Linked DNA regions of Homo sapiens: regions 1, 3, 4, 5 and 6 are each linked to region 2. Evidence: chromatin loops called from intact Hi-C (ENCODE). Cell type or tissue: heart left ventricle. All regions are shown on one strand. Region 1 overlaps MSI2 (musashi RNA binding protein 2). Region 2 overlaps MSI2 (musashi RNA binding protein 2). Region 3 overlaps AKAP1 (A-kinase anchoring protein 1). Region 4 overlaps MSI2 (musashi RNA binding protein 2). Region 5 overlaps MSI2 (musashi RNA binding protein 2). Region 6 has its middle 14 kb from the start of MSI2.

The links. Hi-C counts contacts between places; a loop is a spot of excess contacts. Peaks named below come from ENCODE experiments on the same cell type or tissue, not always from the same donor. Only the 100,000 strongest peaks of a DNase experiment are listed, where the experiment ranks them.
Region 1: it touches region 2 in a loop (2.3-fold over the local background); 4 of 110 quality-filtered maps call a loop at or near these places.
Region 3: a loop joins it to region 2, with 2.3 times the contacts of the local background. A loop is called at or near these places in 52 of 110 quality-filtered maps.
Region 4: a loop joins it to region 2, with 2.2 times the contacts of the local background. A loop is called at or near these places in 17 of 110 quality-filtered maps.
Region 5: a loop joins it to region 2, with 3 times the contacts of the local background. A loop is called at or near these places in 84 of 110 quality-filtered maps.
Region 6: it touches region 2 in a loop (2.0-fold over the local background); 87 of 110 quality-filtered maps call a loop at or near these places.

The regions. Positions count from the first base shown.
Region 1 is chr17:57,456,576-57,461,575 of GRCh38, forward strand. All of the region lies in intron 6 of MSI2 (musashi RNA binding protein 2), which reads left to right. Among named protein-coding and RNA genes, the nearest start is that of MSI2-AS1, 150 kb to the right of the region's middle. In heart left ventricle, a CTCF peak has its summit at 2,751; no DNase peak of the experiment used is centred here; H3K27ac peaks cover 486 bases.
Region 2 is chr17:57,660,262-57,665,261 of GRCh38, forward strand. All of the region lies in intron 11 of MSI2 (musashi RNA binding protein 2), which reads left to right. Among named protein-coding and RNA genes, the nearest start is that of MSI2-AS1, 54 kb to the left of the region's middle. RefSeq lists a silencer at 2,701-2,993 and an enhancer at 4,172-4,778. In heart left ventricle, a CTCF peak has its summit at 2,605; a DNase peak (open chromatin) is centred at 2,920; H3K4me3 peaks cover 1,054 bases; H3K27ac peaks cover 3,029 bases.
Region 3 is chr17:57,118,800-57,123,799 of GRCh38, forward strand. It overlaps AKAP1 (A-kinase anchoring protein 1), which reads left to right. Exons shown (of 11, transcript NM_003488.4): 10 at 183-245; 11 at 1,451-2,545. The coding sequence ends at 1,525. Among named protein-coding and RNA genes, the nearest start is that of AKAP1, 36 kb to the left of the region's middle. In heart left ventricle, a CTCF peak has its summit at 2,722 (motif pointing right); no DNase peak of the experiment used is centred here.
Region 4 is chr17:57,437,973-57,442,972 of GRCh38, forward strand. All of the region lies in intron 6 of MSI2 (musashi RNA binding protein 2), which reads left to right. Among named protein-coding and RNA genes, the nearest start is that of MSI2-AS1, 170 kb to the right of the region's middle. RefSeq lists a silencer at 2,757-2,816 and an enhancer at 3,227-3,286. In heart left ventricle, a CTCF peak has its summit at 3,047 (motif pointing left); a DNase peak (open chromatin) is centred at 3,079; H3K27ac peaks cover 1,366 bases.
Region 5 is chr17:57,603,215-57,608,214 of GRCh38, forward strand. The region is part of intron 8 of MSI2 (musashi RNA binding protein 2); the gene reads left to right. It overlaps MSI2-AS1 (MSI2 antisense RNA 1), which reads right to left. Exons shown (of 3, transcript NR_110807.1): 2 at 3,039-3,144. Among named protein-coding and RNA genes, the nearest start is that of MSI2-AS1, 2.7 kb to the right of the region's middle. RefSeq lists enhancers at 1-345, 2,000-2,895, 2,925-3,174, 4,707-5,000. In heart left ventricle, no CTCF peak of the experiment used is centred here; DNase peaks (open chromatin) are centred at 1,096, 2,171 and 2,378; H3K4me3 peaks cover 461 bases; H3K27ac peaks cover 3,328 bases.
Region 6 is chr17:57,240,257-57,245,256 of GRCh38, forward strand. No RefSeq gene overlaps it. Among named protein-coding and RNA genes, the nearest start is that of MSI2, 14 kb to the right of the region's middle. In heart left ventricle, a CTCF peak has its summit at 3,047 (motif pointing right); DNase peaks (open chromatin) are centred at 2,068 and 3,055; H3K27ac peaks cover 1,048 bases.

The DNA of each region.
Region 1 (5,000 bases), 200 kb before region 2:
CAGAGCGATCGAGACTCCATCTCCAAAAAAAAAAAAGGAACACCACAACTGACTTGCCCTGTGTTGGAGATGGCTGTGCAGATTTAGTCTTGCTCAAGGGCTTTACCAAGGGTTGTGCTCAGGGCACAACTGGGGCTAAATTCCAAGGCCTGCTGCCTTTGGGTCCGTAAATCTTCATTGCAGATGTTGATGTAGTTTCCAGGACTGCATCATCTTGGAGTTTATTTTAGGCAGATGATTGCCTTCTAGGTCATTCTCAACCATTTAAGTATCCTTGGCAGGAGAACTTATCTGAATGGGCCAAGGCTCTTTGAGTTGGGAGCAAGGCGTATTTTCCCACCCAATCTCCATGCACCCGGGTCCTGTGGTTTCATTGGCACTTCATTTGGAAAGTTGTTGGCTTTTGGGAGGAGAAAGGAAGGAGAAGTTTGGCAGCATCCTGTTCCAAGGCCTAGAGTTTTAATGTGTGGTCAGACTGTTTATTGATTAATTGGTTTTCAAGAGGGAAACATGTTCTTTCAGGACATAGGGTCTCTAGGACAAAAATAACTTTAAAAGAAGAGGTGGAGATGTTAGAGAACACTCTAATAACTCCTATCACTTCACAGCTGGGAAACCTGAACCCCCAAAGGGGTAAGAGATTTTAGAAAGTTTCACCAAATTCCCCATTTCTCTGGACAGAATTGGACTCTAGATGGAGGACTAGACATTTTCCCCTAGAGCCGTGTTTCCCCAGGGCATTGAGAGGTGTTAGGAGATGCAAGGGCTCCATGGCCGTACATGTGGCAACTCCTAAATTAAACATTCCCTAAATGCAGGACTTCTCAGAGCATTTACTCTGCTAACAAGTGGTCTGCTTTTCTAAGAGCTGGTTAAGGTAGGTAATGATTCCTTATTTGGCCAATGAACTTATTTTAAGGAGACTAAATTATCTTTAGTCTTTAAATTATTTTAAAATTATTTTTCTCCTAGAAGACCCTATGTCTTGAAAAATATGTTTCCCTCTTAGAAACCAATTAATAAATATTGGGAAGTCAGGCCAGGCACGATAATTCATGACTATAATCCCAGCAGCTGGGGAGGCTGAGGCAGGAGGATCACTTGAGTCCAGGAGTTTGAGACCAGCCTGGGCAACATAGCAAAACTCTATCTCTACAAATAAAATAAAATCAAATAAAATAAAATTAACTAGGCATGGTACTGTATGCCGGTAGTCTTAGCTACTCAGGTGGCTGAAGTGGGAGGATCACTTGAGTCCAGGAGTTCAAGAATGCAGTGAGTTATGATTGGGCTCCTGCACTCCAGCCTAGGAGACAACGTGAGACCTCGTCTTTAAAAGAAGAAATAAAATAAAATAAAATAAAACTAAGAAGTCAGATGAATTCTGACTCAATAAATTGAAGTCAGATAGATATATTTTTATCAACTGGGCATATACATATATAAAAATAGATATCAGATACCATATTGCATATATATAAGTACATATTTTAATAAACTATATTAGCCTGACATATATATACCTTTTTTTTTTTTTTTTTTGGAGATGGAGTCTCGCTCTGTCGCCCAGGCTGGAGTGCAGTGGCGCGATCTTGGCTCATTGCAAGCTCCGCCTCCCGGGATCACGCCATTCTCTTGCCTCAGCCTCCCGAGTAGCTGGGACTACGGGCGCCCACCACCACGCCTGGCTAATTTTTTGTATTTTTAGTAGAGACGGGGTTTCACTGTGTTAGCCAGGATGGTCTCGATCTCTTGACCTCGTGATCCACCCGCCTTGGCCTCCCAAAGTGCTGGGATTATAGGCGTGAGCCACCGTGCCCGGCCACATATTTTTAATATATGTGTGTGTATACATATTTTAATCTCTCAATGGCCATCAGAGATTTAGGTCACAGTGTTACCATGCTTTAGTCAGAAGGAAAGAACTCTGGGTCACTGTGCAATTTCTGGTTGGCTTTTGGAAGCTGACAGCCTCATTGCTGATATCTTCTTCAGGAGCACAAAGTCTCTGACTGGGAACTGCTGGCTACATGGATGGAGAGCCCCTCTCCAGCTCTAATACTCTCTGTGTTCCATGCCTCTGGGTTATCAGCAAGAAGCCCAGCTGCTCGGCCCATAACTCAGATCAGTTAGCATATAAACTCCAGAAAATAATTGCCCTCTTAATTGCTACTGATACCATGTCTTGAACCAGGCTTTGTTCAAGGTGGGATACAGGTGGGACACAGGCTTGGTTCACAGGTGGGAGGGTGCCCTGTGCAGGCCGTGGGAGGATAATTTGAGAATTCCCTTGCCTGTCCCTGCTCCGCGGTTGCTGGGCACCTGGCGAGAGCGTTGGGTTGTTTGCTTTGGGTAACTATGGCAGATCCTTTTAATTGCCACCAAATAACTTCAGCTCAACCTCGTCAGTGGTTGTTTTGCTGCGTCGCTCGGAAGAATGCCTCCCTCTTTGTAAGAGCTGGATGGATGGGAGCTTGGCAGAGGCAGGCCAATGCTCTTTAATGTTTTCCTTCCCATTTAATAAGTGTTGAGTAAAACTTGAGTTTAGGGTGTTTATGTGGCACAAAAGGTAAACCATTTGTGGTGTTTTGGAACCTGGGCTAAGTGTTTCTCACACACATCCTCATGACATGGTAATGACTACCTTTGTGTTAAACTTGGGTCACTGTCAACTTTCTTCTGAAGTGCTCCCTGCTTTGTTTTGGGGGCAGGGGTGGGAAAGGAATGAGGTGAGAGAAGGTGAGGTGAACATGGGATGCCGCACGGGGGCATTGTCCTCAGTCGGACTTTCTAGAAAAAGGCATCACGCGGCCTGGAGACAGGAAGGGAGAGATTTTAATCATCTGCTGTGGCTTTTGCTCTTCTGACATCAGAATGGTAGGAGGCCCTGAACTTTTGACCTCTGGCTCCAGGTCCATAAATGTCCCGAGGTTCCCAGGAAAAGGAAGACTTGTTAGATGGGAACCCTGATGTTTGATTAGAGCAGCTTTTAGTCACTACTGTCATGTGTTTGTTTATTCAGGCACCAGTTGCATCTGAGTAGTGGTAGGTCCTGGAGACAGGAGGCACAGCCTTTACTCATGGCCTCATGGTAAGGTAGAGTCATGCAGAACATTTAACGAAAGTATGGCTTGGCCGGGTGTGGTGGTGACTCACGCCTCTAATCCTAGCACTTTAGGAGGCTGAGGCAGGAGGATTGTTTGAGCCCAGGAATTCAAGACCAGCCTGGGCAACATAGCAAGACTTCATCTCTACAAAAAATTAAAAAATTAGCCGGGCACGGTGGCTCACACCTGTAATCTCAGCACTTTGGAAGGCTGAGGCGGGCAGATCACCTGAGGTCAGGAGTTCGAGACCAGCCTGGCCGACATTGTGAAACCCCGTCTCTACTAAAAATGTAAAAATTAGCTGGGCGTGATGACAGGCACCTGTAATCTCAGCTACTCGGGAGGCTGAGACAGGAGAATTGCCTGAACCCGGGGGGTGGAGGTTGCAGTGAGCCAAGATCATGCCACTGCACTCCAGCCTGGGCAACAGAACGGAACTCTGTCTCAAATAAATAAATAAATAAATAAATAAATAAATAAATAAATAAATAATCAGTTGGGCGTGGTGACACATGCCTGTAGTCCCAGCTACTTGGGAAGCTGAGGCAGGAGGATCACTTGAGCTTGGGAGGATGAGGCTGCAGTGAGCTGTGGTTGCACCATTGCACTCCAGCCCGGGTGACAGAGCCAAACCCTGTCTTGGGAAGGAAAGAAGGCAGGAAGTTAGGGAGGGAAAGAGAAAAAGGAAAGGAAAGGAAAAAGAGAGAAAGAGAAGAAAAGAAAAAGATTTGATGGGCAAAATCCTGTCTTTGGAAGGAAAGAGGGGAGGAAGGTAGGGAGGGAAAGTGGAAAAGAAAAGGAAAAAGAAAGAGAAGAAAAGAAAAAGATTTGATGTACGCCACCATGAAAGCAGGTAGAAGGCAGAGGAATCATGAGGAGCTGGATGGGTTCACCTGGGGAGAGTACTAATGGGACATGAGGCACCCCGCCTGTGTGTTTGGAGAACTACAGCAGTTTGCAATGCCAGAAGGAACAAAGGGAGGCGAGGAACCATGGCAGTAGGGTGGAGGTGGGCAGGGGCAGGTCCCAGTGGTGCTAGGAAACTTGTACTTTATCCATAGGCAGGGGAGCTGTGGCTTCTATAGCCTTCAAGGGGAGGTCACCATTGAGCCGAGAAGGGAGAGGAGCTTTCTAGGCAGAAAGCGTGGTTGACTGAAATGGCAGAGTGTGTTCTGAGGAGGGTGGCAGGCTCTGGGTGGTGCATTTCTTCCGGCCAAAGGAGAGACGTGAGGCAGGAGCTGTGTGTCTTCCATACTGTGCTCACTCACCATGCTCAATGCTCAGAATCCCTCCTTGCAGAGGCTGCAGCCCTCTTTGTAGGTGCTTTGGTGGAAAGTTAAATTTGATTGTCCTATGGGCCTGTGGCAGGGGCTGCAGTCTCCCCTTGTCTCAGTGCCCCATTTCCTCTGAAGAGTGGGCATTGGCAACACCCTTCATGACACTTGAGCTTGTGCCCATGGGGTCTGCCGGCTTCTCCCTGCCCTTGACCCGGCCGCAGAGTGGACTGCACAGATCACATGGGTGCAGTGTTGTCACCCACTCTTCTCTGGGCTCCACACACAGACAGCATTTGGCCTGCTCCCCGAGGGCCACACGGTCATCCTAGGCAGCTGTTCAGTGGTAATTAGTCAACCCAAGTCTCACAGGTTCAATGACTCATTGTCTTAAATTTAATAAGTACAGAAAAACAGAGTGCTGATGTATTAAAAAATTAATCCTCCTAAGAGGTAGCCTCGGCAGAGGGGCTTGGAATGAAGGGAAGCAGAGGGAATGTGCAGGGAAGTAGGAAATTTCTCCTTCTGGGGCCCGGGCTGCTGTCGGGAACAGTAGGGCAGAGCCCCAACTCTTGGATTTTTTTTTTTTTTTTTTGAGACATAGTCTCTTGCCCTGTCA
Region 2 (5,000 bases):
ATGGTCTGGAATGCTAGGAAGAGTCCAGAGCTTTGTGCTGCTTGGCTAAGGCTGGGGTTACAAAACCAGTCACTGAGGGTGGGATCCACCCCCTCTAAACCGAATGGCTCTTTACACGGTGGTGTAAGGATGGGTTCCCAAAGGAAAACCTGCATGCTGATAAGAGGGGAAAAGGAAGAATGATGCCAGAGAGACAACCAGTGGATGCCCACCACAGCCCTGGAAGTTCCTGGAAGTTCATGGATAAATACTAAGCAGTCTCCACGCCATTGAAGATCTCCCAACCTAGTGTGGAAACTAATGGGTAATTACAATAGGATGCCATAAGCCCGGTAACATAAGCCTATCCAATGAACAGAAGTAGCACAGAGGAGGAAGTGATCAGCTTTGTCTGGGAAGTCAGGGAATGTTTCACAGGGGAGTGAATATTTCCACTTTTAAAGGACAAATAGGAGCTCCCCAGGGGGCCGGGGAACATCATGGGCAAAGCCACCAGACCTCGGGACAATGGAGTGAGGTGGAGGCCCTGCTTTATTCTGGCTGGAGAATAAAATGCAACAGGGGAGTAACTGTAGGTAAAGCCAGAGAGCTGGGCAGAATCAGAGCAGGGGACCCTTGGTACTACGCTAAGGAGACTGGATTTACATGGGCAGGGCCTGTGAGATCATGGGAGGCCTGAAACTAGGAACTGACATCAGATTTGTATGTTAGACAAGCTTTGACAACATTGTCCAGGATGGATTCAAGACGCAGGACTGAGGTGGGAGGACAAGTTACAGATAATTCGTGTACATTGTAAACACTCCATAGATGTTAGTATATAGCTGCTCAAGAAGCAGTAGGCCTTTTGCTCTTATCCATAAGACGATTAACTCTGGACTCAACATCATGCTAGGGGCTGGGGTGGGCTGCAGAATAAGTCCATGGCATGGTCCTTGCCTTTAGCCGACTTCCAGTCCTCTGGGGAGGACAAAAGTACACAACCGATGTGAGAGCTAGCCTTTAATAAGGATAGATTCCTACAAGGTCAGAGAGTACCCAGAAGGCAGGAAGCTTAGTGGAGGAGGCAAGACATGACACAGGGCCTGGAGAATTTGGAGTGGGAAGCTGTCTGCTAGGCAGGGAATATGGGCTTGAAGAGATAGAGACAGTCAAGGTTCTGGGAGATCTTGAAAGCCATGTTGATATAGTCACAGGAGAGGGAGGTTCGTATTCTTCATGCAAGTGGCGCTCAGTAAGGACAGAACCATCTAAAGAAGATAAGCCTGGCTGTAGCTCCACAAAGAACAGCCTGACCCCTAATCCTGGGGTCTGGGGCTGGGGCTGGGCTCGTGACCTGGAGCAAGGGGTGTGGAGTGAGAGGCATTGAGAAAGCAGACACAGGAGGGCATTCCATGGCAAATCTCTGCCTTAGTTCCCTTAACTTTCCTTTGCTTCTGCCAACAAGTTGTTATTTATTCCCTGCTTGGGGCTATTGTTTCCCATTCCTTTGCCCTTGAGGTGGCCACTGTCCCCTTTCTTTCTGCCACTCCATTTCCCTCTGTCCTTGTCTTTGCCCTCTCTGTCAAAATTTGGCTCAAAGTGCCAGAAAGCCATACCTGATTCACCCTACCTGGGGCACCCCCTCCTTTGCCCATGTCCTCAGTCCTCTTCCTCATGGGTGAGCTCTCCTGAATGAAAGGTGAGATTATGGGTCCTTGGAAGATATTTTGCATGTGTCTGCGGGTGGCACCTGCTTTCCCCAACAATACAAACCATCAGGCCTCCCGGCGGCAAAGTCAGCCTAGTCCTCATTCTTCATATGGATAAGTAATTACTATGCAATTAGAAAACACAGAAAATGAAGGGGCCCTTTGTTCCTGGTTGCTTATTAATATTAATTTTTTTAAAAAGGTCTCCCTTCCCAGCTTGGGATCCTACAGAACAGGAAGCAGACAAATAATGCCTTTGAACAGCTGTGATGGGCTGTTGAAATTAGATCTGTCAGGGGATGAGAACACCACGATGGCAGCCACTCCGTGGTATAGGCTAAGAGGGTTCCAGGGGAAGGTATCTTGTAAGTGGTCAATAGAATGCTAGAGACACATCCTAGTCAATTTGAATACAATAATGATAATAGATGTTAATAATAATAGCTCACATGTATTATGAGTGAGCCAAGTACCATGTCAAGCCCACCTGCCTTATCCCATTAAATTCTCATAACCCTATGAAGTGAGCACTGTCATTCTCATTCCCATTTTAAAGATTTAAAAACTGTAGTTTGGAAAGGATAGTAGCTTATCTGAAGTGGCAGAGACAGGATTTGAGCCTAAGCCTGTCGTCATTCTGTCCTCTAAGCCACTGTCAGCGGACGCTCCATCGTACCAGCCCTGGGATGGCTGAGCCAGGCTCTGCAACCTTAAAACAGACACTCAAGAAAAAACCACAGCTGCTCTTAACTAAATTCTCCATTATCCTTGGGGGAGGAGATAACCCCAAATCATTTACGAGTGGCCTCAGGAGGCGGTATAAGTATTTTTTGCACCTGCTCCTGCTGTTGCAGACACTGCCTGGCTTTGGCTGACAGGTTTCTGGTCCCTGAATGCACTCAGACCAATGTCAGACAAAGGAGGCCGGGAGGAGGCGTGGTCGTGTAAGAGGAAGCCAGCCTGAAGAGAATTATTGGAAGGGAACCTTTAGCTGAAACAAGGCTGAGGGAAGTTAGCCAATGCCCAGAAGAAACTAGGCGATGGAGCACGGGCGGGCTTCTCTGGGAAGACAGACGTCCTCTGTAGGGATGAGTCAACATTTTTTCCTGTGGGCTGCGAGGACCGCTTCTGGAAGGTCGCTGGGAAGCCCCGCCCGGCCTTAGGGCTGGGAGGGGATTGGCTGCCCAGTTGCTGGGGCTTTGCTCTGAGCCAGTGGCGGGGTGGAGGGGCGGGGCCAAGGCGGGAGCAGCGGGCTTCTTGGCCAATCATCCTGCAGGGAGGCTGGGCACCCGGTACCATGGCAACCGCGAGCAGGGCCTCATTTGTTTTGTAGATGAGTAATTACTACACAATTAGAGAAAGCTAAAAATAAAGGGGCCCTTTGTTCCTGGTTACTTATTAATATTAATAAAATGGTCTGCCCAGGTCTGTGGTAAACATTTGATGCCTGCGTGCCTGTGGCAGAGGCTTGTGTAGCCGGGAAAGGCACCCCAGCCCCGCTCGCCCCTCTTTCGGGAAGTTATTTCTGACTATATCCTGGAGAGGGTGGGCTTCTGACCTTGGGGAGAAGAGGAGAGGCTCAGTGTGACAGACATAGGATCCAGGATGTCCTGGAGTCCGGGTCCGTCACTGACTCAGGTGGAAAGGTGGCGGCAGCGTCACCATCCTTCAGAGAAAAGACAGACACACAGCAGCAAAGCAGACACTATGGACCGGTGTCAGAGGAAACCCCTAGTCCAGTTTTGCTGTGTCCTTCTGTGTTTTCTGGCTTTTGATTGATCAGCTCCAGGTGTGTAAAATAGTCGTTAAGTCTTCAATGGAGGTAGCCCCCAAGACTCCAGTGACTCCCCTCCCATCTGGCTTAAAGGGCACATTCCGTTCAGGCTTGGAAATGATCTGCTGGAGGTTTACACTGTGTTCAGGGTTGTCCCCGTGGCTCCCCATGCCCTGGCCTTCGAAGTTAAAGCAGCTGAGAGGCTTGCTTTCTATTCCTTCTCCCTCCTAGGGGGAGAGGTTGCCTTGTTGATTACTCCAGTGAGGATGATTAACAGCTTAAAAAAAAAAATAGAGGCAGCATAAGAGCATAGAAGGCAGAGTAGGGAATCAGAAGACTTGGTTCCAGGCCTGCTTCCACCTCTACTAAACGAGGAATTCAGACTAAAGGGTCCTTGGGAGCCATTTCAGCTCTACAGCTCTGTTTTGCTGCTGTTTCCAAAGCTGGAAATCCCTTTTCCTTGGAGATAGGAACAGGGACAGTGACAGTGCCTTAAGATCTGAGAGAACAGGCCGGGCACGGTGACTCACGCCTGTAATCCCAGCACTTTGGGAGGCCGAGGCGGCTGATCACTTGAGGCCAGGAGTTTGAGACCAGCCTGGCCAACATGGTGAAACCCCATCTCTACTAAAAATACAAAAATCAGCCAGGTGTGGCGGTGTGTGCCTGTAGTCTCAGCTACTGGGGAGACTGAGGCAGGAGAATTACTTGAACCCGGGAGGCCCAGGTTGCAGTGAGCTGAGAGTGCGCCACTGCACTCCAGCCTGGGTGACATAGCAAGACTCCCTCTCAAAAAAGGGGAAAAAAAAAGAAAAAAGATCTGAGAGAAGTGAGTGGAGAGAAAGCCAAGAGGTTCCAGGTGATAGGAAACTTCGTGGGAATTTGAAAACAGCCATGAATTGTTTAATGCATGAAGGCAATGGGAGGGACAGAAGCGGTTCCAGAACTGTGTATCATTTTACACATCTGTCCTCAGACTTCCATCCTTGGGTGTGGTTGATTAAATCTCTTAGGGTTTGATTCTGTGTGGATGGTATTCATGAATAATAGTGGACCTGTTAATAGCTGCTGTCAATGAGCAAATCAACCCAGAGATTGTGGCCAGTTCAGTGGCTCTTGAACTTTGCTGCTGTTCCTAATAGGAACTTTGATCCTGTTAGGATCACCTGGGGAGTTTTTAAACTGTGCAGTGGCCAGGCTGCATCACAGACCCATCAAACCAGAATCTAGCAGGGTGAGCCTCAGGCAGGCCCAGTGTGTAACACGGGGCTCAAGTATCATCATGTTCTTGCTGGATGTAAAGCTCCATAACATCTTTGTGGCTGTCACTGGTACCCCAGCCTCCTCTAACTGGGAGGTGGGGAGGTGGGGCTGGGATCTCTAGCCTGCTGCTGTGGAGCCCACGGCTCTCCAGCCTCCATTAGTCTTCCCAGCAGGGTCAGGAAGGCCACCCTCCAGGGTGGACCAAGGGGTTTTTGTCCTCATAGAGGGACCCTCCTGTCTCTCTCGAGGACAGGCCAGTCCTGGCTGAGATT
Region 3 (5,000 bases), 540 kb before region 2:
CATCAGATCTCATGAGAACTCACTATGACGAGAACAGCATGGGCACACCGCCTCATGATCCAATCACCTCCCACCAGGTCTCTCCCTCGACACATGGGGATTATGGAGATGACAATTCAAGATGATATTTGAGTGGGGACACAAAACCTAACCATATTATTCTTTCCACCCCCCTTCTTCAGGTGACAAGTTACAGTCCAACTGGTCTTCCTCTGATTCAGCTGTGGAGTGTGGTTGGAGATGAAGTAAGTTCTGCCCTTCTTTTCCTTCTGTGTTGCTGGCCCGAAGTAATGGATTGATTAGGAGCTGGTCCTGGGATTTGTTTCCTCTTGAGTTAATCAGAGGATATAACTGTAGACAAGCACCTCCTAGGGAACACTTTGGATGTCCTGATTGGCAGTGGTGATGTCAGTGTCCTCTAGTGGGTAGAGGCCAAGGATGCCACTAAACATCCCATAGTATTCAGGACAGCCCCCCACAGCAAATAATTATCCAACCGCAAATGTCAATAGCGCCAAGGTGGAGAAACCCTGTGCGAGACTTTCTGGGACCTTCTGTCTGTTGAGTTTTTCTGTCCTCTATCTTATGGTATGAAAGCTTAGATTTCTTCAGCATATTAAAAAGCCTATCCTGGCCAGGTACAGTGGCTCACCCCTGTAATCCCAGCACTTTGGGAGGCCGAGACGGGCAGATCACTTGAGGTCAGGAGTTTGAGACCAGCCTGGCCAACATGGCGAAACCCCCATCTCTACTAAAAATGCAAAAATCTGCTGGGTGTGGTGATGCACACCTGTGATCCCAGCTGCTTGGGAGGCTGAGGCAGGAGAATCACTTGAACCTGGGAGACGGAGGTTGCAGTGAACCAACATTGTGCCACTGCACTCCAGCCTGGGTGACAGAGCAAGACTCTGTCTCAAAAAACAAAAACAAAAACAAAAAAACCCTATCCTTATGCCACAGCAGCCAACAGAATACTTAAATAAATGTTCCTGTTGGCTAGAGCATAAGCCATGTCCCCCACCCTGTTACTCTTTTTTTTTTTTTTTTTTTTGAGACAGTCTTGCTCTTGTTATCCAGGCTGGAGTGCAGTGGCGTGATCTTGGCTCACTGTAACCTCCGCCTCCGGGGTTCAAGCGATTCTGCTTCAGCCTCAGTAACTGGGATTACAGGTGCCTGCCACCACACCTGGCTAATTTTTGTATGTTTAATAGAGACGGGGTTTCACCATGTTGGCCAGGCTGGTCTCGAACTCCTGACCTCAGGTGATCCACCTGCCTCAGCCTCCCAAAATGCTAGGATTACAGGCATGAGCCACTGCGTCTGGCCTACACTGTTACTCTCATACATCTGTTGCCTGCAGTGGCAACCGGGGAGGGGAGAACTCATGTTGGCTAGGGAGATGGCCCCAGGATGCCATGGACAAAAGCTTTAAGGGAACTTTCTTTTCTAGGTGGTGTTGATAAACCGGTCCCTGGTGGAGCGAGGCCTTGCCCAGTGGGTAGACAGCTACTACACAAGCCTTTGACCCCCATGCTGCTTCCTGAGAGTCTTTTTTTGCACTGTTGAAATTGGGCTTGGCACTCAAGTCAAAGATGAACATCGGAATAACAAACATTGTCCTCTCCAGAAAGTCCTTTCTTTCTCCATACTGTAGTCCTATTGAGAAGACATTTCGTCTCTGAGAAAAAAGGATGGAACTATGGGTTCTCTTCGCAAAGCCAAAGGATAGTGTTTAACAAGCCAGCTGGCTTATGCTGGTTCTCAGCTGTTTAAAAAAAAAAAAAAAAAGGAATAGAAACAGTTTCAACCAGATTGTCCTATTCCCCCTGTTCCATTCCCCTCTTCTTCCTTCTATCTCCTTCCCCGGCAAAAACCAAACAAACTGGCAGACAGGCCAGGGATGTATGTTGCTTGCTTGAGAGGGTTTCTTTTACTTCAAAATCTTTCTTCAGGGAGCAAGACATGAACTGACTAATTGGTATCCACTACTTGTACAGCTTACATAAATGAGTTGATGATATTTAACCAGTTTTTATAAACTTCATTTAGGTCTCTAAACACAGACTTTTTAAATTGCAACTGTAAATATGAAATGGTCATCACATCTGACCTTGGTCAGTGGGGAGGGGAACTGGTATCCTGCCAAGCCTGGTTGTAATTTGTAACCATTTTCTATTTGTGCAAACTCTGTAAATATGTGTTTAAACAAATGTAATATTTTGTACAAGATACACTGGAGAACAAAGGGAACTCAAGATTCTTCCAGCCACATGTCACCTGTAGGTAGAAGTAAACTCTGCAGTGCAGCTTCTGCTCTTGGCCCCTCTGGCCAGGGCCCCTGTGGCTTCCTGCACACTGGACAGGTGACTGTATGGTAGAGACTGTGATCTGGGAACTTTTTGCTGTACAAATCTGTTTAAAAAAAAAAAAAAGTAACTCATTGAATTAACTTGCAGTGGTGTGTTTGATTCTTTTTTAGACTGGCTTCAGCATTGTGCAGTTTAAAAATAAGTAAGTAACTTACATAAATCTTCAATTGTATGAACTGCAGCTTTGAGTCCATTTTTTTCCAGTGGTGAAGAATTGGCGGGGGGGGGGTGGTGAGTGTGGCGAGCTGGATCACAGGCCCCACACAACTGCCTCTGCAGGAGACCCATGGTTTTTTGAAGACAATTTGGCCAGAAATTTCTATCTGGCCTTTTCCTCTCTCTCCTTGTCCCACCAGGTGGCAGCCAAGCGTCCTCCGACTTCTTCACTGCATGTTAACTGGCCAGACTCAGTTTAAAGCACTGGCTTCCAAAACGGGTTGTGCCTTCTTTGGTTGTCATTCTTAATAGATTCGTGAAGTTATTTAATTTACTGTAGTGATAAGAATGATGTAAAAAATACATGTAAGTTATGGGATGAGATACTGCCTCAATTTAATAGCCCCTGCTCTTAAAGAAGGCTGGCCACTGCAGCCCAGGCCTACCCCAGTGCCCCGCCCCTGCCCCCTACGTTTGAGGCCTCTGGCTGCAGGGCTGTTGAGCTTGAGCTCTAGTTTTTAGAGAGCTGACGTAGCCTGAGGGTCATTCTGATTGGAGATATCCTCCCACCGCACACCCACTCCTGGGAGCTCCTCCCAGTTCCAACCCAGCTGGCTTGTTCTTTCCGTCTCTGTCCTGGCCAAGCCTGAGCTGTGGCCATTGTCAGGTGCCCATCTTCCCCTCCATCCAGGTTCTCGCCTGTGTGGTTAACAGCCTCTGTTTCCCTCATCTGTAAGATGAGATAACCTCATAAGGCAATTTAATCATGGAAATGCCCTCTGCTTCTACAGTGCTTGGTCCCAGGGAGCTCCCCTGCAGTTCCTTAGCCACTATTGGCTTTAAGTCCTGGCAGGAATTGGGTGTGACTTTGGCCAGGTCACCATACACCCAGGTCTAAGCTTTTCCTCTATAATCCAGCATTGCTGGAGCATGAAAAGGTCTACGGAAGCCTTCCGACTAACTTAGGGAATGCTCACAGAGCCTGGTGTGCAGATTTAGCTTTTATCTCCAGGGAACCATTGAGGGGTTTCAAACATTAAAACATGCTTCTGGTGCAGGGAGAAGGGTGGGTGAGGTGGAGGTGTAGACATGAGAAAAAAGGGATTCCCCTGGGATGGAGCCTGGGACAGACAAGACGTGATGAAGTCAGGATCCTCAGATAAAGCCCCTTGGGCTTTGATGAGTGGGATGGGCTGCTACCCGGGACTCCCACGCCTTAGAGTCCTACCCTGCAAGGGTGCCTCCATTAAACTCGGTTTGGAATGCTGGAGGAAGAGCAAGTTGGAGGCTGGTGAAGGACTTGTACTCCTCGAATAAATGCTTCTCAGATTGTTGCCTTTGATTAATTTCCAGAGTTCTGAAAAACTTGACTTTTAACCATTTTGCCAGAAATCTCATTGTTCTTAAGGAGGAGCAGATTTATGAAGGTCCTCGCTCCATCCCTCTGCAAGTCAGCTGCCCGGGCAAGTGCATTTGAGACGCCCTCTTTTAATTACCTGTGGGGCATCCAGGGGATGTCTTGGTGTGAATTGGAAACTCACGGGAGAAGCCAGTGCTGGCAAGAGATCTGGCAATCTGCCCAGGGTGTAGGGGAGAGGGGTGGAATGCTGGATGCAGGAGGCTAGAGCTTCCACCCTGTTCTCATTATAGGCATTGGTGTCAGTACTGCCCCTCTGGTCTCTGGGGCATCACCATGGAGGCTGGGTTTTAGGGTTACTGCTATACCTTGTACAACTTCAGGTATGCCACTTGTAGACATCAACATCTGTCAGACGATAACTAATGTCAGTTCTAAGATAAAATGAGAGTTGTAGCTAGAGTTAGGGAGTGCTTACTGTGTCAGGTGCTGTCTCTTTTACAGGTAACACTGAGTCCTTGACACAACCCAGGGAGGCAGGGACTCCGTAGATGAGCAGACCCAAGAGGTAGAAGATGGTGATTTTGGAAAGTGGTTCGTGGATAGAGCAGAGCTGAAACTAAAAACCAGGCTGCTACCCCAGGCCAGGTGCTCTTCACCACCACCCCTAAAGCAGCGTGGATTCATCTTGCCCCAGTCCACATCCCCAAATAAATGCCACAGTGATTAAATGATCAGTCCATGGAAAAGCTTTGGAACTTAGAGTGGGAAAGATACCATGACAAGAGAGATCAATGATTTTGCTTTTATGGAAAATTTAAATCTTAAGTAACATAAAGCCAAGAGACACCTGCAGCAGCTAGGGCCAGAGAGTGGACGTTTTGAATCCGTGATAACGTAAAACAAGGAAAACTGGCCAGGCACGGTGGATCGCGCCTGTAATCCCAGCATTTCAGGAGGCTGAATTGGGTGGATCACTTGAGGCCAGGAGTTCGAGACCAGCCAGGCCAACATAGCAAAAACCCCATCTCTACAAGAAAAATGACATGGTGGCACGCACCTGTAATCCCAGCTACTTGGGAAGCTGAGACAGGAGAATCGCTGGAACCTAGAAGGCG
Region 4 (5,000 bases), 220 kb before region 2:
ACAAAGTGCCACAGGTGCTGTGAAAAGAAAGCACAGTGTGTCCTACAAGAGAGAAGGGGACCTTATTTGGATTGGGTGGTTATGGAGGGCCCCTTCTGAACATGTTTGGCCTTCTTTGCAGCAGCCTCCACCTCCCAGCGCCTGGGAGACAGTGCACCAGTAGAGGTGGGGTGGGGCAGGTGGTTTAGCCCGAGCTGGGGTGCCTGGCTGGGGACGTGCCCAGAGGAGTAGGGTGTGCGGAAGGCAGGATGGGGTCCCCACAGCAAGCTTTCCTCTCCCTGACTGGGCCACCTGTTGCAAACAGTCAGGCCCCGAGGAATAGCCTCCCCCCAGGGGGAGTTCAGTAACGGGTACCATTTCTCAGAAGGGGCTGGCCGCAGAGATAAGACCACAGTGCCAAGGGGGCCATAAATTGTTACCTGTGCCCTTCAGTTACCCCTTCTTCCTCCATCCCCTCCTTCCTGAGCCAGTGGGGTTAGATTTAGCAGCAGGGCTTCTGTTCATGAGATGGAGCAGAAAGCAGACTTTCTGGAGGCTGGGCATGATCACTGAGATGCAGAGCACTGATAGGGAAAATCAATTTAATTTCTGTGGCTCCGTGACAAGGAGGGGTGGCAAGCAGGAAGGTCAGGCCTGTTTTGAAAGCCACAGTTCAGTTAAGAAAATAAAACACTCCCTCTAAGGAATTTTTAAAAATACAGTATTTTAGGAGGGGGAAAATGGAAGTGGGTCAAGATGAGGGATTTAGTCGGAGGAGCAGAGCAGACCCATGGCAATCCCAGTCTGACCGGAGCCTAGGGCCTGAGGGTTGCAGGTCTCCCATAGGAATTTTTTTTTTTTTTGAGACTGCGTTTGTTTCATTCTTGTTGCCCAGGCTGGAGTGCAATGGCGCAGGTTGCTCACTGCAACCCCCGCCTCCTGGATTCAAGCAATTGTCCTGCCTCAGCCTCCCAAGTAGCTAGGATTACAGGCACCTGCCACCACGCCCGGCTATTTGTTTTGCATTTTTAGTAGAAATGGAGTTTCACCATGTTGGCCAGGCTGGTCTCAAACTCCTGACCTCAGGTGATCCGCAGAGGCATAAGCCACCATGCCCGGCCTAGGAATTTTGTTGTATGTCTGTTGAGTTGAGTTGCTCAGGACTTGTTGCAGTAGGGGACACTTTCATTAGGTTTCTGTTTCCCGAGGCATGATTTAAGGCACATTTCTCCGTCCCTCTGGTTGATGCTGGGGAAGGCTTGGCTTCTGGCAGTTTTTGATTGCTCAGATCAAGCCTATGTGATTCATGGGATTTTACAGGTTGGAGGCTGAGAGGTATTTGTAGGTCTGGATGAGGATTTGCACTCAACCTGGTTGTGGCATGTCGTAGTCAAACTATGGCCTCACCTGATTTAGAGGACGAGGAGGACTCTGCAGAAAGCACTTCCTTGGCTGTTGGTAGAGATTAGATATTTGCGGGCAGAGAGTTGGGTCAACCCAAGCCTTCATCAACATCCCACAGGGACCTCCCTTGAGGTGACTTTCATTCATTAGATGGAGGATGGCATTGCAGGTCCTGTGCCAGGCACTGGGGAGATAGGCTTTGTCTTTTTTTTTTTTTTTTTGGTGGCATCTCTCGCTCTGTCGCTCAGGCTGGAGTGCAGTGGCACGATCTTGGCTCACTGCAACCTCTGCCTCCCGGGTTCAAGTGATTCTCCTGCCTCAGCCTCCTGAGTAGCTGGGATTACAGGCGTGCGCCACCTTGCCCAACTAATTTTTTGTATTTTTAGTAGAGAAGGAGCTCACAGCATAGTAGAAGGCTCAGACTTTGGACTATTTCCTAAGAATCTGATAAGTGAATACATTTCCAGGATTCTTAGCGGATGGCCCGAAGTCTTGGGATAGTGTGTGAGGGCCAGAGGGGAAAATTGAAACAATGAAGAGAATTGAGAAATTCCTCATTGGAAACTTCTGTCTGTGATGCTTGGGGTGGGATAAGAGGGGGGGTCTGTTCTAGCTAAGATTCAATACCAATGGTTATCTCTTTGATTATAGCTTAGGGTGAGGCTGAGTGATCTATCTCCACTGTTTGGTCTCCCCAGAGTTAGCTGTTTATTTCAAACCACCAGTCACTTGTGGTGTTTTGACCTAGAAGCCATGCAAGGCAGTTTGAACTGTGCTTGAAAGGGTGGGGAGGCAGGGCTTGTTCTGAACTGTGAGCTGAGGAGGCAGCGATGGGTGCCCTGTGCTCTAATAGAGGTCTGAGAAGTGAACTGGGTGGCCAGCTGGGTCTGCCTGCTGAGAGCTTGCTGGGGCACAGGAAGCCGTGCCCCTCATTCCCTTTGAAATAGCTTTGTGTTTGTCATTCTTGTGACTTGGATACCCTTTTGGACCCCGTATCTGTGGGCTTAGCATCAGTCAGATGCTGTTTATCAGACAGTCTTACCTGGGGTTTGTTATCCGTGTGTGTGTGTGTGTGTGTGTGTGTGTGTGTGTGTGTGTGTGTGTGTGTGTGTAGCGTGGCTGGGTCAGACTGGATTCCTTGTTGAGCATCTAGCTAAAAGAGGTTAAGAGGAGGCTCATATACTGCTGAAGGCCAGAGGGCTTTGCTGAACGCTGGTCATCTTAAAAACGAGCTGGGCTATTTATAATTTGGCAGGCTGCCATGGGACTTGAATGAATGGCAGTCTGTGCAGGCTCACATACTCTGTGTACTGAGTCTGAGCGTGGGTTTGTTCATTTATGTGCCCCTGTGCATGGGTGTGGATGTGATTTCCTGGCGTGCAGGGTAAGGACTGAGGAGGTGGGGAAGCAGGTTTTGCCCTGGTCCTCTGGTCCGCCAAGAGGCCACAGGTACCCTTATTTATGCCTGGGATGTTGGTGTTTCTGGTATTTTAAGCCACAGAAACGTTTGAGGGAGTAGACCTGGACTATCTCTTTTTACTCCTGAGGAAACTAGGCCAGAGGGGTTCCCTTGGGCTCAGAGGAGGCCTCGGGTCAGGGGCCATCCCGGGTGGGAGCTGTAGCTCTGGCCAGCTTGCTCCTGTCAACACTGCCCCCTGCCGCTCTCCCAGGGCTGCAGGGACCTGGTCGTGCTGGAGACGGATGTTTTCAGGCAGCGCTTTGTAGGAGGCAGTGACGCTGGTAACCCACTAATGTGAGGATGAAGTCTTTGTATTCTGTTTCCATTGACGGGGACGGGTTTGCAGAACCACCCACACCCTTGCCTGGGCCTGGTGACTCATGAGGACAAGATGGCTGACCAAGGAGAGGGAGAGGTTCCACTCCCTCCAAGGCCCAGGGCTGACTCTTTTTCATGCATTTGGTGCTAAATTGCTGCCCTGAGGCTCTTGAATAGCTTGTATGAACTCTGGTCCACCCCTCTTGCCTCTCCTAAATCCCTTGGGAGGTGTCCCCATGCCCTACACACTGCCTGCTCTGTCACCTCACCACCCTGCAACCAGCTGGGCTGGCTGGTTTTCACTGCTGGGAGGTAGATTTTTTTTCAAGAAGTATGAAAGTATCATTGGCATATAGACAGACCTCTGCACTCAGCTGGAACTGGGTTTTGAATCGCAGCTTCAGGACTCAATAATGTTGTAAATCTCTGAACTTCTTGGAGACTTTGTTTTAGGAAGACAGGACCCTATAAGACAAAGTCCCTCTGTGAGGTCCAGCACAGAAGGCATCTCTCACCAGGGTCCCTTTCTTTTCCCTTTTCTCTCAGCCTGATTCTGTGCTTTCTTTCTTCCTTTTCGTTGTTATTTAAACTTATGCATGTAATTTCAGCCTCATAAGGGACATTATGTAGATTAATTGCCATATGGGAAGTACTTAAAGCATGTTGCCTGGCACACAGTAGGTGTGTAGCAATAGTAGTCATTGTTTTAGGCAAAGATGATGCCTGCAGGGGTTTCTTTCATTATTATTTCACTATTTATTTCATAATTGTAGCTTCATGGGGAGGACAGAAGGGTGAAGGGATCTCAGGGAGGCATTCTTCCCTTCACCCTGGAGACCTCCCTTGCTTGGCTGTACATTTAAACTGGCCTCCGCGTGGGTTCATGGTCCTGTACATCAACACAGCTGATTTTTTTTTTTTTTGAGACAGAGTCTTGCTCTGTCTCCAGGCTGGAGTGCAGTGGTGCGATCTCGGCTCACTGGGTCCTCCACCTCCCGGGTTCAAGCGATTCTCCTGCCTCAGCCTCCCAAGTAGCTGGGACTACAGGCGCGTGCCACCACGCCCGGCTAATTTTTGTATTTTTAGTTGAGACGGGGTTTCACCGTGTTGGCCAGGATGGTCTCTATCTCTTGACCTTGTGATCTGCCCGCCTCAGCCTCCCAAAGTGCTGGGATTACAGGCGTGAGCCACTGCGCCTGGCCAACACAGCTGATTTTTATAAACCTTCTAGAGACATTTGCCTTCTTGGTTTTTAAGCATAAACAACCTCACTTTTGTAAAGGGGAGTTGCTGTAAGATTCAGAACTTGGAGAGGTTTTTGTGTGGGCGTTTATTTTTCTTAAACAGCACGAGGTTTGTGGGATTCTATAGGGTTTTGTACAGCCTGACCAGCAGTTAGCCATCTCCCCTCCCCTTCTCCCGGAAGAAATGGGTGTTTTGTTCTCCACTGGCCTCTCCTCGTGTGTTTCTTCTTCTGGGAAAAAACCCACAACCCCAGGTTCTGTTGCCCAAGATGAGACTGGATGAAAATCAAGAGGGGTTGCTGACGAGACCCTGGAATGCCCAGAGAACAGAGGGGTGGGAGCGAGGGAGGCGGTGCTGGCCTGGGGCCATCTTACTCTTCCTTTCTTCCTGACAGGTGTGTAGAATGGCATCTCCTGCCGGCACGCTGGGGGCCTGGGATACCTCTGGCAGACAGTGCTGGAAATTTAATGCTCCTTGAAACAGGAGAGCCTGAGAATGCTTACAAAAATCATCCTTATTAAAGTTTGAAGGGATGAAGAAAAGCGCTAATGGGAGAGACCCTATACTTACAAACCCACCTTGAAGGGGTTAGGGG
Region 5 (5,000 bases), 57 kb before region 2:
CCTACCCCTCTGGGTGCAGGCCTTGGAGCATTGCTTGCAGAAGACACGTGAGGCATGCATCTCTTGGGGTAAAGGGCTCGATTCTCCTGAGTGAGGTGCACGTGTCCTTGTCCCCAAGTCGGGACCTGCTGGGTCACTTAGAGGCACCAAGAGAGCCTTGGAACCTGAGCCTGAATCCCAGGTCCACCGCTGGTGATTCTGTAACCACAGGCGAGTGCCCTACCTGTCTGCACCAGTTTGCTCCTGTGGGAAATCAGAAGGTTGAGGATGGCTGCCTTTTGCAGCTTATATAAAGCTCTGCTTTGATACCTGGAGGTCTCGGCCTGTTCTGTTGTAGGGTATGTAATTGGGTAGCCTTGAAGGAATCAGCCCTTGATAACTTCACGTTTCCCCCACTGGGCCTAAGCCAGGGGCCAGCAAATTTTCTGTAACGGGCCAGAGAGTCTCTGTCACATCTACTCAGCCCTGCCATTGTAGCACAAACACAGTCCAGGCAATATATAAATGAAGGGGCGTGGCTGTGTTCAAATAAAGCTTATTTGCAAAAACTCATGGCAGCTGGGTTTGGCCTGCTGGCCACAGTTTGTTGACTCCTGGACTAAACTAATCTAGCTCAGAGCAGGCCCAGTCAGGGTGCTCCTTGTCTACAGGGGTCCAATGAAAGGCATTTAGCCAAATGGTCAGCCAGTTTCACTATTGAGCACACATTATTAGGGGCAGAGTAGAAAGGGGGTGCCCCAAACAGGCACACGAGTTTGGGGATAGCAGCCTGTGGAAAGTATCAGTGCCTTCATTCTTTGGGGGAGCCCCCAGGTGGGGAGTGACACAATGGTCAGAACAGGGTGCTGTCAACCAGGGCGGCCTTCCTGGTAGAGGGTGCCTCAAGTCCTCAGTGCTGAACCCCCTTCCACTTCCCAGCTTTGTGGCCTTGGGCAAGTTACTTCTGTGTTTCGGCTCTGTGGTTCCCCTTTCTATAAAACAGGTTGTGGTAGTGCCTACCTCGGAGAGTGCTGTGACTTAAGACTTGTAAGGGGTTTGGAACAGAGCCAGGCCATGGCACGCTCTCTATCAGAGTGATAGATTTTTTCACCACTGTCGTCATTGTCATCATTCTTAGAATTATTTTACTGAGCAAATAAAGAGTTAGCAGGTAAGGAGGTCCTCAGCAGATTATAAGTCAGTAAAATGCAAGTGGTGCGGGACCTGGGCAGGACTGGGTCCCGAGCCTGCGGGGCAGGGATGGAGAGTATGAGGTGGGCACTCTCAGTGCCTCTGGGGATGGTCCTAGGAAAGGAGGTGGTGCACCTCCCAAAGCAGGAGGAACCAAGAGATGTGATTGTCTAGGTCCTGGAAAAGCTGAGTCCCACTCTTCACCTGACTCATTCTTTAAGAAGGTTCCAGAAAAATCCACTTCTAAGAGCAAAGCCTACTGAGATCTTAGGCCTGCTACCCTTCAGCCCAGGGCATACCTGGGGGATTGACTCGGAACAGGGGATTCTGGGGAAGGAAGGGCAGAAGGATAAGAAGGGAGGAGGGTCCTGAGCTGTCCTCTTGGACTCAGGGCTGCGGTGCTGTGACCAGCCCATCCATGGAGGCCAGCCGCAGGCTAGGGTCGGCTTCTGGGCCCTGCCACCTGGCAAGGTGCCCAGTGATTGGCTCACCCCCCCACTCCTTCCAGCTGCTCCTCCTCAGCCCTGAAGACAACTCAGTCGGGAACCAGCCCAAAAGTGGTGGGTGTATTTGTGTGTGGGGAGGGGGGCGGGTAATGTGGGTGGAATTAACTAGGCTTCTGTATTCACAATCCTATTTGTAGCATCATTCTCACTCGTAAGCTAATTTTAGCCATCCATTCTGCTTCTGTTGCCATTTATAAAATGAGAATGTCAAATGCAATATTAAACAAGCAGGATGAAGGCAAAAAAGGAAATGCCAGAGAGGCATTTAATAAATGAATCTGGTGTTTACGTGGGAGAGGGAGAGATCCTGCCCCCCACGCATCACACACGCAAGCGCGTGCACATGCTGTTTGTGTACAGGCTGTGTTAATGAGAGCAGAGTGATTAGTGTGTTGGGGGAGGCCGGGTGGTTCGGTGGTAAATGTTTGTTGCTCTTTAGGCAGAAGTAATTTGGCCTGCAGGGAGTGGCCTCCCAGTTGCCTGAGTGGTTCGCTTGCCCTTCATCTGTCCTCTGGCGATGTCAGTGTAGGCAGGGCCAGGGAGGGCAGTGGTCTGTCTCCTCAGTATCTCAGCACCCAGTGCCTCTGGGCTTTTCTGAACGTGCTGCCACCAGCGTCCCCGTACTCCACCCCCAGGGCGCAGGGTCATGAGAGGGGAGCATGGAGACCACTAGGAGGGGCTGCCCCCCCTTCTCTTCTGCCTCTTCCCCGCGCAGAAGGCAGGGCATGAACAGTCTGCGCCCGTATGCAGCTGCAGAGACCAAGCCCAGAGTAGCGTGGCTCTTGCCTGGACTCTTGCCAATTTCTCTTCTAGTTTCACTCTAGTTTCCCCAGGGCCTGGGAGTTCTGTCCCTGGTTCTTCCTTTGCCCTCTTCTTTCAGCTGCCTCTGCCTAGAAAAGAAGGCTCAAGCCATACCTTTTATTTTCTCCCTCTTTTAAATAAATGAAGTTAGGCCCCACGCAGGGCCTCTGGCCCAGCCCACCGTGCCCTGGGGTAAGCACTCCTCCAGCCTTGTGGCGGAACCTGAGCACCTGCTGGAGGCTGAGGTTTCTTTCCACTTTGAAATGCCCTTGCAGGTTCCCAGAAATGAAAAGGAGGACAGCTGCTGCTGCCACCATCAGCTTTTTCCCCAAATAGTGCGGCCTGGGAAGCTCTCTTTGCACATCCTGCTGATGAAAGCAGGGAGATGGGACCTACCTGGCCGACAGGTGCAGGGAGGGTTAGGGAGAAAGGCAATGACTGTGTGCTAAGAATCTGCTGTGCTGGGGAGGCTGCTGCTCTCTCTCTTCCTCTTCACTCCCCATTCTGGGATTTCAGTGAACACAGATGTGACCTGACTTCATCACCTTCAAAGGCACTCACCTAGGCTCCATGTGGAGAGGGCAAGGTGTGACTCAACCAACTTTATCCAGTGCAAGCACTTTGTAGGATTAGCTCCGAGAGCCCTATGGGGTAGGCACAGCTGTCACTGTTTTAGAGATGAGAAAATTGAGGTGCAAAGAAGTTAGTCAGCTGGTCTCAGCTCAGAGAGCCGGCAAGTGGAACAGAGATTTAAAGCCAGGAGCCTTAGCCCTAGGCTAGACTGCCGTATAACAGACTAGGAGGCACCCACTCTCAGATCTGGGCAGGGTGGGGGCTGCAGTTATTGGGGTACATCTCAGGTGATATTGGGGACCAGCTCCTCTCTACCCATTGCCCAGATTCTGAGGACCTCTGAGGGAAGAGCCACATCTCAGCCACATTCATTTCTGTGTCCACACCCAGCCGCTGCTTGGTAAATAGTAGATGCTTAATGTTTATTTTTGGTTTATGACCTATTTTACTTTGCCATCACTGATTGTAATAAAACACTGAGCAGAGGAAACAATGGATGAAATTAATTCTGGAAGTGGTAAGGAGATCAGTTGTGGAAGCTAGCATCGGGAAAGGCTTTGTGAACTAGACGCAGATAGGCCTTGAGGGTTGGGTGGAGAGTGTGGGGAAGGGCTGTGTGAGGTGGGGTGATGGGGGGGGGTGGCTGGCAGCCAGAGACCCAGAGGAGGGAGCAGGGGTTTTGAAGCTGGGGGTCTATGATTGGATTCTGACTGTGCTTTGTGACCTTGGGCAAGTCATTCCTTAGAACTTCTGTGTCCTTTTCTGCTGTAACTACGAGGCGGGTAAGGCCATCGCACAGAGGAAATGAGGCTCCATGCAATGAGGGAGTTGACAACCATGGACATTCTTTGAGGACTTCTGTGTGCCAGGCACTGTGCTTTATATCCATTATGTGTATATGTTATGTAATATATGAAAATTACAAGGATGTTGTGGCTGTGCCTAGTTATGGATAGCACTCAATAAACAGTGCGTGCCTTCCTCCCCAGAGTAACCCTCCTGAGTCAAGATTATAAATCTAACAGGTCTCTCAATGCCTTTTGCAAACAGGTCTGGGCCATTTATAACATGCATGTGTCCTGGAAGGTAGACATTCCTGCTGCCTGCCTTTCCCTATGGAAGCTGGCAGCTCCATTTCTGTTTGCACAGTAACCCCTTCCTCTGTAGACTGCATGGGCAGGTCCCACATCCATGAGGACCTTTTTGCAGTAGAACAAGGAAAGTTATCATTTACAAGTAGGTCCCCTGGTGCTTGGCCACACGCTGGTCCCTGTCCACAAGGACAGTGCCTGATTATGATGTCTGAGAAGGGAGGAGGGAGGGTCTCTTCCGCTCACTTTCCAGTATCCACAGTGACCAGCTGGGAAGCCTGTCTGTGTTAGGCCGTTCTCGCGTTGCTATAAAGAAATACCTGAGACTGGGTAATTTATTTAAAAAAGAAGTTTAGTTGGCTTACAGTTCAGCGGGTTGTACAGGCATGGTGCCAACATCGCTAGGCTTCTGGGGTGGGGCCTCAGGGAGCTTTTACTCACGGAGGAAGGCAAAGTAGGAACAGGCACGTCGCTTGGTGAAAGCAGGTGCAAGCAAGCGAGAGAGTGCAGGGAGGTGCCACACATTTTTAAGCAACTCCGAGTAAGAGCTCACTCATCACCAAGCAGGTGGCCCAAACCATTCACAAGGGATCCACCCCCATGAATCAGAGGCTTCCCACCAGGCCCCACCTCCAACACTGGGGAGTACATTTCAACATGAGATTTGGGCGGAGACAAATATCCAAACTATATGACTACCTGAGTTTGCAAAGGAGCAGAAGGGCTTGTACCAGTGAGGGAAAAGGACTGCAGAGTGGTTAGGGACCCTTCCCCTGCCAGATTGAAGGACCAGGGCTTCCCAGCACAGCTGCCAGGATTTACAGGGGTGCAATTGCTGCCTCACCAACCCCCTAGCCCC
Region 6 (5,000 bases), 420 kb before region 2:
AAAAATTAATTAATTAATTAAAAAAAATGAAAGAGATGATAGAAGATGGTGGTGTAATGTGAGGTTGGAAAAGCAGACCTAGAACATACCACGGAAGGTCTTTTAGGTGACAGCAAGGGGGTTCGATGCAGTGGGAAACCGCTGGAGGGATCCGACCTGCATCCCATAAAGACCTCTTTGGCTACTGTGAGGGAAACAGACATTTTGGGAAGGTTCCAGAAGTCAAGGTAGAGGAAGACTAGTCTATAAAGCGGACCGCCTTTGTGAAAAATCAACCTATGAAAGAAGCCAACATACAAAAGATACACTGGAAGTGATCAAAGACTTCCAAGAGCAGCCGGGAGGTGGAATCTCAAGTCCAGATGTTGAATGAGTTGGGTGATTGTATGGGACAGAACCAGAAGCTGATGAGGGGCCCAGGATGCAGATCAAAGAGATGGGATGAGCAGGCAAATGCCATTTCTTTTCATTCCGCCTATTTTGCTTGAGTCACCAGTTTGGTAAGGGGAGAGTTTCAACCATCTGCAAGTAATCCAAATGCTTTTACTAACCTGCCTACCCATCCACACCCCCACCAAAAAAAAAAAAAAAGAAAGAAAGAAAGAAAAATAAGAAGCCAACCCCAGAGCTTGTACGCCTGCATTCTCCACAATCATTTCTCTGTGTTACAGCTCTTGTCATCTTACATTATACATGAATAACTAATCAACCAAACACAAACCCACTGATGAAAAAAAACGCATGTTGGATCTAGAATGTGAGCAGGGTAAAGAGTAATATTAATTTCACTGGCAAATAACAAAATGGGAGCAAACATGAGGGATGTTAAGACAAGACTTGTGTTTTTGAATGCTTCTGGGAATGGAAACTCTCCAAGAATCAAGGGAAAGGGGAAGAAGGTTGGACATATTTGGAGTGCACTAATACCAATTCTTTTTTCTTCTGGTATGCATATGTGACTATATGCAACATCATCCTGGGTCAGGCCAACTGGTCATTTAAACCACCATGCTGTCTGCCTCACCTAGTCGAACAGTTCATATAATGATCTTCCACTATTCCTTAATGGACATACAGGTGTTAGTCTTAATGCACCAACCAATATTGCGATAGGCTGGAACAAAACCTTTTGCTCTTTGAATGTCCACAGTGAGTAACACTATGCTAGGTATGTAGTAGGTGCTCAATAAATGTATCTTTCACACACTTCCTAAATGAAGTCTATTTCTTCCTTCATCGTTTTCCTGAAAGATCTTTCTTGACCACTAAGGATGAACTCCTCATCTCCATGTCCAGTGAGTGGTTTAGAAATGTTTTAGTCTTCCTCCTCCTTGACTTCATAATGGCATCTGACACTGCTGTGACACTTCAGTTGTCTTCTGTGACTCTGAACTTTTCTGGTTCTAATCTTTTCTCCCTGATGGCCTCTCTACCCTGACCTCCAATGATTTCTTTTCCTGTTTCTGCACTCGAAAGTCCATATTCCACAAGGACTCTGCTTTTCTGTCTTGTCACTCTTTATGAGAAATTAATTGTATCTCATTTCAAATCAATGCATGTATCTATCATCCTCTGTCACATTACATGCAAAGTATCTGCTTATGGATCTGTCTGTCCAACTAGACCTCAAGCTCCTCAAAAACAGATCCCTCACTGTGTTCGTCTCTGTGCCTCCAGTACCTGGCACAGAGCTGGACACTCAGTGAATGCTCCATACACACGGGCCCAACTGATCCATTCTCAAATTATGCTCGGAGTTGGTAGATTGGGCAGAAATTATTACCCCCATTATATAGAGAGGGGACCCCAAAGCTCAAGGAGGTAAAGCAAACATTAGAAACATGATTCCTGTGACTGGCTGTGGAGACTCCGTGTAATAATCATTCTGGTATTGCCAATTGCAAAAGGACTGTAAAACTAATAGAGATGCTGTCTAAATACCGACATCCAATCCTTTCATGCTCTTCTGAGCAGGCTTGAATTTTCCAGTGCCTCTCTTAAAATACAGCCCGCAGGACTGAGCATAAAACTGCATGTGGCCTGACCTGCCAGCACGCGCTGGGAGTATTGCTTCCCTCCTTCCACACTCTGCTGTGCTATTAATAGAGCCTCAGATTGCACTAGGGTTCTCAACAGCCTCCTCGCGCTGTAGGTTCACATCAAGCTGGTGATCAGCTAACCCCCCGGGTCTTTCTCATGCAATGCCTTCTGTCAGGCCAGGCCTCCCCAGCAGCCACTTGGGCAATGAATGTTTTTGAATGCTCATGATTATTTGTGACTTAGACTAGAAGGTACAACACCAGATCATGCCCTTCTTTCTCATGTGGCATTTTGCTGAGTGGGTGATGGGGTCTTAGGGGTCCTGTTCAGGACCCAGAGCTGTGGCCAGCCACTGGGGGCCACCAGCATCATCGGCCCCACAAAAGTAAGAGGATGATGGCGAAATTAATTTTCTGGCTCACTTCAAATTATTCTTATGTTCATCCCTACTCCTCTTGGATTAGGTCCTTTCTTGGTCTTGTTCTAATGCTGGGTGTTTGTATGCACAGCCTCTTTTCCCTCCCACCCATGGACACAGCCACATTTTGATTTCTCATGCCCTTTCCAAATAGTAGTAGTATTTTTAGCATGAATATCTTGCTCAGAAATTGGCTGTACAGTCTATCCCCTATTGTCTTCACATCTAATACTTTTCTTTTTTCCCTCTGCCTCTCCTATGCATCAATACCACGTTTGGCTAAAGAGATTTGATTTTGACCTATTTGAATTCTCCCTTCACAGATGACAGCCCTTTCTCCCTCTCCTTCCTTCCCTTCAATTAGTTTTTTCAGCCACTTGGAATTAGCTGATGGGTGATTGTAGAAATTGCAACGTGGGCTACTGTGGTGGGTCTCAATGTCAACTCCAGGAAACCTCTGAATCTGGGGGGCTCTGGTTTCAGAATCTGATAGCCAGGCCCTGAACTCTGGAATGTGGGGCTGTGACATGAGATACAGCTTCTCTTTGCTCGGCCACTAGAGGGAACTGAAATGTGGGGCGCAAGAAGGCGTTTCCTCTGTTCGCCAGACGAGGGCGCTCATACCCATGGTCCTCCAAAGTTGGAATTTCTCGCCCCAAAACAGATATTGTCGGGTTGGCCTCCTTGTAACCCAAACATACGATGGGATGACATTACAGCTGTGCTACTGATTGCTGCTTTGACCGCCTCCTATGCTGTGTAAATGGCCAAAAGCAAAGAATTATTAAAAAGCAGGCCCAATGTTGTCCAAGCTCACGTGTGGTTTGTGGGTCTATGTGTTTGCTGCTGGCAAATTTGCAAGCAGATGGGACTCCAAGGCAAGGCGTGGAAGTGATGATGGGAACGTTGGAAGTTCACAGACATAACTTGTAGAGTGTGTGAGGCCGGGTGCGCGGACCCTGTGTATCTGCAGCTGCGATACTTAGATTTCAGTTTGGCAAGGCAGGTCACGGTGGAGATGGGGCAAGCTGCAAGGGTGGTGGAGAGGAGGAAGGGAAGGTGACAGTGGCCCTCTGTCAACTGTTTCCAGGTGGAGTTGAAAGGTGTAATCATTTTCTTCTGGGGGCCTTGGCACCTTTCATCAAGACGAAGTTGGTGACTGGTTTAAAAAGATTTAAAAAATTAAGCTCGAGAGGCCAAAGGAGAAAATGGTTTCCAGGTGGAAAGGGCTTGACAGAATGGTGCTCTTGTGCCGTGACTCCGAACTCCGTGGAGCATTCCAGTGGCCCACTGTACTCCCACCCCTCCAGGCAGCACTGGGAGGCAGCCAAGTCTAGGAGGCAAAGGGCTCCCTAACTGCCAAGCAGTGAAGATGTTGAATAAAATATTTACTTACACGTTTAAGAATAATGATGACAGCATGACAAACAGTGGTGAAACAGCTTTAGGGGACATGGAAGGGCAGCCCTGGGATATTTTTAATGAGAACAGTGACTTCCTGTTTAATTCCCGAGGCTTGTCTCTTTTGCCTACCATACCCACACTGGTATCACAAGATACCGCCCATGATTGGGGAGGGGGTTCACCAGACTGGCCTAGGGAGTCCCCTGCAGGAAGCTGCCACATGGAGAGGCTACAGCCAGCCTCACTCCCAACCCTAAGCTATTGCCCACCTTTTGCAACTCCTGAAGATTACAGCTTTCTGATCCCTTCCCCCCCCCTACACCAGAAGGGTCCTCTGTTGTGGTCATTCAATAAATGATATTTCTTAATTAGGAATCTAGCTCTTTCTTATTCAGCTGGACTAATAAGCACCCTATGCCCTGCTTGGGTGTGATAATTTTGAGTTGGAGACAAGGAAAAAGGAGTGAATGAAAGGGAGTAAAAGTCTTCACCCACAGCACTAGATTTCAGCTATGCCCAACGTGAAAATGGAAAGGGAAAATGGAAAAAAAAAAAATTGGCCAAACACGCTTTAGGTTTGTTTTTCCCTCCTTTTGGGAGCTTTTTGCATTTTCCTCCCCAATTTGGAAAAAAAATGAAAGAAAACAAATTTCTCTATCATTTAAATAAAACAGACCTTTATGTCTCTAAATATAATACATCAAACAATGTTAGGAGTAACTAAATTATACATAAAGATACTTGTTTGTTAGATTGTTAAAGGCTGTTTGAAAAATAGAATTTCGCTGGTGAGGTGCCTCACACCTGTAACTCCAGCACTTTGGGAGGCTGAGGCAGGTGGGTCACCTGAGGTCAGGAGTTTGAGACCAGCCTGACCAATATGGTGAAACCCCATCTTTACTAAAAATACAAACATTAGGTGGGCTGTGATGGCACATGCCTATAATCTCAGCTACTCAGGAGGCTGAGACAGGAGAATTGCTTGAACCGGGGATGTGGAGGTTGCAGTGAGCTGAGATTGAGCCACTGCACTGCAGCCTGGGCGACAGAGGGAGACCCTGTCTCAAAAACAACAACAAAAAATAAGAATATAATTTCACTTTTTGTCAGCCTCACATCCTCCATGGTTTTGTGTGTT